Regions from separate parts of the Homo sapiens genome. Here region 1 is linked to region 2. The links are chromatin loops, found by intact Hi-C in ENCODE. Cell type or tissue: OCI-LY7. All regions are shown on one strand. Each heading gives the region's core, and the rest is flanking DNA. Links, peaks and the distances in the headings are about the cores only. Region 1 holds the start of LOC105369964 (a long non-coding RNA gene). Region 2 has its middle 3.0 kb from the start of FICD.

What was found. Hi-C counts contacts between places; a loop is a spot of excess contacts. Peaks named below come from ENCODE experiments on the same cell type or tissue, not always from the same donor. Only the 100,000 strongest peaks of a DNase experiment are listed, where the experiment ranks them.
Region 1: it touches region 2 in a loop (5-fold over the local background); 38 of 110 quality-filtered maps call a loop at or near these places.

Annotation. Positions count from the first base shown.
Region 1 is chr12:107,911,191-107,914,096 of GRCh38, forward strand. It overlaps LOC105369964 (a long non-coding RNA gene), which reads left to right and starts at 1,561. Exons shown (of 4, transcript XR_945320.2): 1 at 1,561-2,768. In OCI-LY7, for the core only: CTCF peaks have their summits at 1,317 (motif pointing right) and 1,526; no DNase peak of the experiment used is centred there.
Region 2 is chr12:108,510,784-108,513,689 of GRCh38, forward strand. No RefSeq gene overlaps it. Among named protein-coding and RNA genes, the nearest start is that of FICD, 3.0 kb to the right of the region's middle. RefSeq lists a silencer at 2,284-2,469. In OCI-LY7, for the core only: CTCF peaks have their summits at 1,345 (motif pointing left) and 1,547; a DNase peak (open chromatin) is centred at 1,348; H3K4me3 peaks cover 420 bases.

The DNA of each region.
Region 1 (2,906 bases), core at 319-2,818, 600 kb before region 2:
TGGCGCTGGGTCCCATGGTTTGGGTGCTCTGGCTACAGGGACTACTGCTGTTCAGGCCCAAGCTTCCCCCACGAAGTGTGTGGTGCTTGGGACCCCTCTCTTTTTTGCTGCAGTGCTCTGTATCTGCCTGATGATGAGGAGGGAGCAGGGTCAGCAAGGCTGAGACCAGGAAGTATGAAGAGGTGACTGGATGGAGCTCTAAGGGGGAGAACAGGGGCCCTGGTGAGCTGTGCTTCCTCCCAGACACAGGAGGCATAGAGGTAGCCACTGCAGCAGATTCCAGGAGGGCTACTGGGCCTGGGCAGTCTTGCGTCCTGCGTCCCTCCTCCTGTGCATTAGTCCCAGAGGGTGGAGGGGGTCTGGAGAGGCAGTGGGCAGAGGAGCCATTGCTGCCGCAGGTGGTGGCAAAATATGGGAAGGCTGCAAGGCTCCCCAGTCCCGGATGGCCTTGGCCTCACCCCACAATGCACTTTTGATGCATAGCAGCACTGTTTCCTTCTCCAGGTCCAGGTCTTCAGCCGTGAGTCGGAACCCCAGCTGGGAGGGAGGTACAGCGTCAGAGGCTCCCCTCGCCTGCATGGCAGCAGAGGAAACTTGCATCGAAGGGGCCAGTACTGTGGATGCGAGGGAGCCATTCTTGGAGGTGAGTTTCTGCCCTTGTGTTGCATCTGCTGCCTTTTCACTCCAGATCTTCCTCTGGGAAACCTCTGTAGCCAAAGAGGGAGACCAGGGTCCCTCCTCACTCACTGTCTTTGAGCTCCGGAGGGGCAGCCGGGAGAGGAATGAGGCTGGCCCCCTCCTCCTCTTCAGTGGCGGGAAACCTCCTGTGGTGCTGTGTGAGCTGGAGACAGCATTTTGGGGGCAGGAGCTCACCTAGAAAGGCTGGGATTTCTTGTTCAATCTGACTTCTGATTTCTGGGCATGGAGGTCTCTCTGCAGAGGCCCAGACTTGGGCACGACAGAAGAGAGGCCTCCATTGACCCTCAAGGACCTAAATGTGATCTGTGCACCCCCAGTATCATCAGGCCCCTTTCTCTAATTATCGAGAACCTCTGTGACTCCAAGGTCCTTGTCCTGCTCAGGTATCCATTTCCTCAGGGTCCATTTGAGGGCCCTCAGAGGGCCTTCAAAACCAAAAACAAAACACAGGGTCTGCAGTATCTTAGGATGTTGTCTCCAAGAGGCTCTAAGAAAAGCCAGTGTAAAGTCACTGAATTCTTGGAGTTGGTCCAGGACCAAGGGTAAGTGCAGAAGCCGGGGCAGCCAAGGAACGGGCCAAGGGCAGGCAGCCAGCTGCCCTGCCAGCCCCCTGCAGGGGGCGCTGTGGAGCAAAGCTTTCACGGGTAACGGGCAAAGGGGAGCAGTAGTGTCAAGTCAGGTCTTGGCAGCACAGCGAGGTTGGCGAGTTCTCCTTGGCTGCCAACTCAGCCAAAGGCTCATCCTGCACTGTTGGGCCTGTTGCTGGGATGCACCTTTGGAATGTGTGAGCCAAGAATGGGCGCGCATGCTCATGGAACCCGCAAGGAAGGCGCACCGGGGAGGAAAGGGAGGGGGCAGAGATCACCCTAGGAATGTGCACAGGGGGCAGCTGCCGGTGGAGGGTGTTTGGTATGAGGGAGACAGGCTCATGGGGAAATGCAGCTGGCCCTCCCGCACTGGGGCCCCAGCGCTGACAGGGGACGGCGTAGGACGGGGATCCCTTGGGCTAGGAGGGCGAGAACTGCTGCGCCATCAGGTGGCAGCTTTGGGGTCAGCACCCTCGAGATGTCCTGCCCTTTCTCCAGCGGAATTGGGAAGAGCCCCTCAAGGGCTAAACAGATTCTGACGGGGTCTCTTGTGGTGGGGAGGACAGGTGGAGAGAGACATGCTTCCCTTATAACCCAGCAATCCTGTTCCATGTATTTGCCCAAGAGAAATGAAAACTTCTGGGTGGATGTTTATTCACCCATAACCTGTATGTAGATGGTTTTGGTTGCATTAGTCTTATCTCCTTGACATAGGACTTTTCATTTTATCCATTTTGTCTTGAATGTGTATGGAATTATTTTTAGGTGGTTGTTCTGGGGATTAGAATATTTATGCCACACTTTTCAGTCTAATAAGAGGTGTATCTTACCAACTCGAGTAATATGTGAAAGCCTAACAGTCATATACATTCATGTGGCTCTTTATGTTATGGTTGTCATATGTATTCCATCTACAAGCCTTGAAGCCCCACATCCCTTTCAAATGATGATATGTTTTCATGGTTTGGAAGCAGCTCATCCTGGAAGCGCAGAACCTGCCAGGCGTCTTGCACTTCCTCCTCCCAGTCCCCCTAGGGTTAAAGGCTGCACTCTAAGAAGGCACTAGCCTGTCCCCAGGAGTCTATCCAGATCCCTGGAGGGCTCCATTTCTGCAGGACGAGGCTACCCCTTGGAATAAATCCTCTCTGCTTCTGCCCAGCCCTGTAAGGGGCACCTTCCATTCTTTCTCCAGCAGGCTTTCCTCTGCTGACAGGGAAGGAGACAGTGTGGGGCAGAGAGGGATTTATCCTCTTCTCCTTGGGCTGAGGAGAGGGCTGGGAAGTCCTCCAGGCAGCATCTAACTTCCTCACTCTTTGGGCTGCTGTAAGTGGCCTTCCAGGTCCTTCCTGCTATTTTCATGTTCAAAAATTGAAATTTGAGTTTTCTGAGCTGGAATTTCCTCTGTTTAAGGCTGCTAGGAAAAATGGCTGCCAGGGGTCCTGTAAAGCAAAGCTTGCTTGGAGAATGGGCGAAGATGTATGTGTAAGTGATTTGCTCAAGATTATGCAACCTCCCTGGGCATAGCCCCCACTTCCTTGGGAATTTCCTAGCATGTCCTGGAACGGGCCTCCATCATTCCCCATTTCCTGCTGCATGAGGAGACATTGCCCCCTACATGAA
Region 2 (2,906 bases), core at 274-2,773:
GCGAGCCGAGATCGTGCCACTGCCCTCCAGCCTGGGTGACAGAGTGAGACCCTGTCTCAAAAATAAATAAATGTGCATAGAGAAATATGGAGTAGAATTGTGAATGTGTATTTTTTTCTTGTTTTTTGTGGATTCTATATCTGTAATGATCTCATGTTGTTTTTAAGAAATAAAATAGTTGTTCAACAGGTGAAAAGCAGTTACGTTTAATTTTTTCCAAGTAAGAAGTACCACTTCCCCAAATGATTTGCTTTGAAAACAACACTCATCTGCATGTCTGAGTTTTGAAATATTGGTGATTTGAGACCATACGACATGAGAAACATCCTGAGGCCAGAACACAAGCCTTTAGCCCAGGGACACTCACATGGGGTCCCCCAAGCCCTGTTTCTTGGGGATGCCTCAGAAACTGGGTCTGACCCCACCAGGTATGTCTTTTCTTTTTTTTTTTTTTTTTTGAGACGGAGTCTCGCTCTGTTGCCCAGGCTGGAGTGCAGTGGTGCGATCTCAGCTCACTGCAAGCTCCGCCTCCCGGGTTCACGCCATTCTCCTGCCTCAGCCTCCCGAGTAGCTCGGACTACAGGCGCCCATCACCACGCCAGGCTAATTTTTTGTATTTTTAGTAGAGACGGGGTTTCACTGTGTTAGCCTGGATGATCTCGATCGCCTGACGTCGTGATCTGCCCGCCTCGGCCTCCCAAAGTGCTGGGATTACAGGTGTGAGCCACCGCGCCTGGCCCCCACCAGGTATGTTTTAAAAGGAGGATTAATCAGTAGCAGGGAGAAGGGCTGCTGGGCTCTCTTTTTCAGCCACAGCATTAAGTTAGACAGAGAAAAAAAAATCAGGGGTGGGGAAAGATGAGAGAAATGAAGAAGCAAGAACAGGTGTGGTGTATTTTCTTTTTAATGAAGTTGAGTCATTCTGCAGCCAACTCAATGCCATGTAGCCTCAAGCCGGGGAGTTTTGTTTTTCCTAAGCAATAGAATCCGACTCTGCCAGCAAGAAGCGCTTGACTGCTGTTCCTTAAACATGCAGAAGGGTTTTTTGTCTTGTTTTGTTTTGCATAATGGACATATTTCCCATGCAGCCACTTTCTGGGTTCTTTGTCATGTGTCAAGGTAAGCGTTTAGAAAACTCCTCCGTGGGCCACGGGGAGGCAATTTTCACCTAGTACAGAATGCTTAAGATGGAGAAAGCCAACTTTTCAATATCGCTTCAGGGACCATATTTTGTGCATTCAACACAGCTGAATGCAGACAAAGTCGAGAGTTAAAATTTTTTGAGTGTAAACTCCTGACAAGGAGATTGAAGGAGGGAAGTGATGTCAGGTGAATTACTGCCCCCTGGTGGCCAGACACAGTAATGGGCTCATTTTGCTGTAATAGTCCTTTGAGTCTTTTCTTCCTGCGTTCCCCTGCCATCTTCCACTACCGGCTACAAAGGGGTTACAATCTGGCGGCCCTGGAAAGCCAGCCGGCAGCCATGCCAACTGCCTTAAAATCTGGAGATACTGCTTAAAAAATCTAGGCCTCACATTTATTTTGAAAAATTGAAAACTCTATCCACTTTTAGACTGCATCCCAGCTAATAAATACGGGTTCGAGCTGAGAAGCTGCTGCCCACTTTAGACAAGGCATGTGCTCTCAAATCTGCCATACTCCCCACCTCTACCTATTGTCTCATGGCCAGGAAGCTTTGCTCATTAGCAGTTCCTGCATAGCCTCTGGATTTACTACTCGTAGCCTAAGCTAATTAAAGACTTAACAAAGAGAGGAGGGTGCCTTTAGAAGCAGAGGACTACATTGCTTTATACCTGGGTGTGGACAGGGGTCCACTAGTCCCTTAATACCCAGCTCAGTGAGGATAAGTGACTTGTTCAAGGTCACCCAGCCAGCAAGCGGTGGGCCTTGCATTTCAACGCACATCTGTCTGACCCCAGAGCTTCACTGTTTTCTAACATACTGTCACCCATAAGCTGGCTGCCTACCAGGCCCTCCTCTGGGGAAGGTTTTTACAATGACATTACTACTTGGGCCATCAGGAAGTGCAATTCAGAGGACTCCAAGAGAAAAATGTTTATGACCTTGGTTGAAAAGATTAAAAACGAGAAGCCACCAAAATAATCACCACCCTGATTTTGTTCCTTAAAAACTATGGATCTTCTGGCCAGGCGCGGTGGCTCAAGCCTGTAATCCCAGCACTTTGGGAGGCCAAGGCAGGTGGACCACTTGAGGTCAGGAGTTGAAGACCAGCCTGGCCAACAGAATGAAACCCCGTGTCTATTAAAAATACAAAAAAATTAGCCGGGTGCAGTGGCACATGCCTGTAATCCCAGCTACTCAGGAGGCTGACGCAGGAGAATCGCTTGAACCCAGAAGGTAGAGATTGCAGTGAGCCAAGATCACACCACTGCACTCCAGCCTGGGTGACAGAGCAAGACTCTGTCTCAAAAACAAACAAACAAACAAAAAAACAATTAGCCTGTGTGTGCCTGTAGTCCCAGCTACTAGGGAAGCTGAGATGGGAGGATCACTTAAACCCAGGACATGGAGGTTGCAGTGAGCCAAGATCATGCCACTGCACTCCAGCCTGGGCAACAGAGTGAGATCCTATTTCAAAAAAGATAGATAGGTGATAGATAGATAGATAGATAGATAGATAGATAGATAGATAGATAGTTTGCTCTGTGCCAGATGTATAGAATCTCATTTCACCCTCACATAAAACCTTGTGAAGTGGTAATATCATCACACTGTGCACAGTTTACAGAAAAGCCTAGACAGATGATCAACAAGATCAAGTCACTTGCTGAATGTGATTCAGTTTGCAAGGGGCAGAACTGGGATTTGAACCCAGGTCTGTGTGACTCCCAACAGTGACACCCCACAACCACCACCTAGCCCTG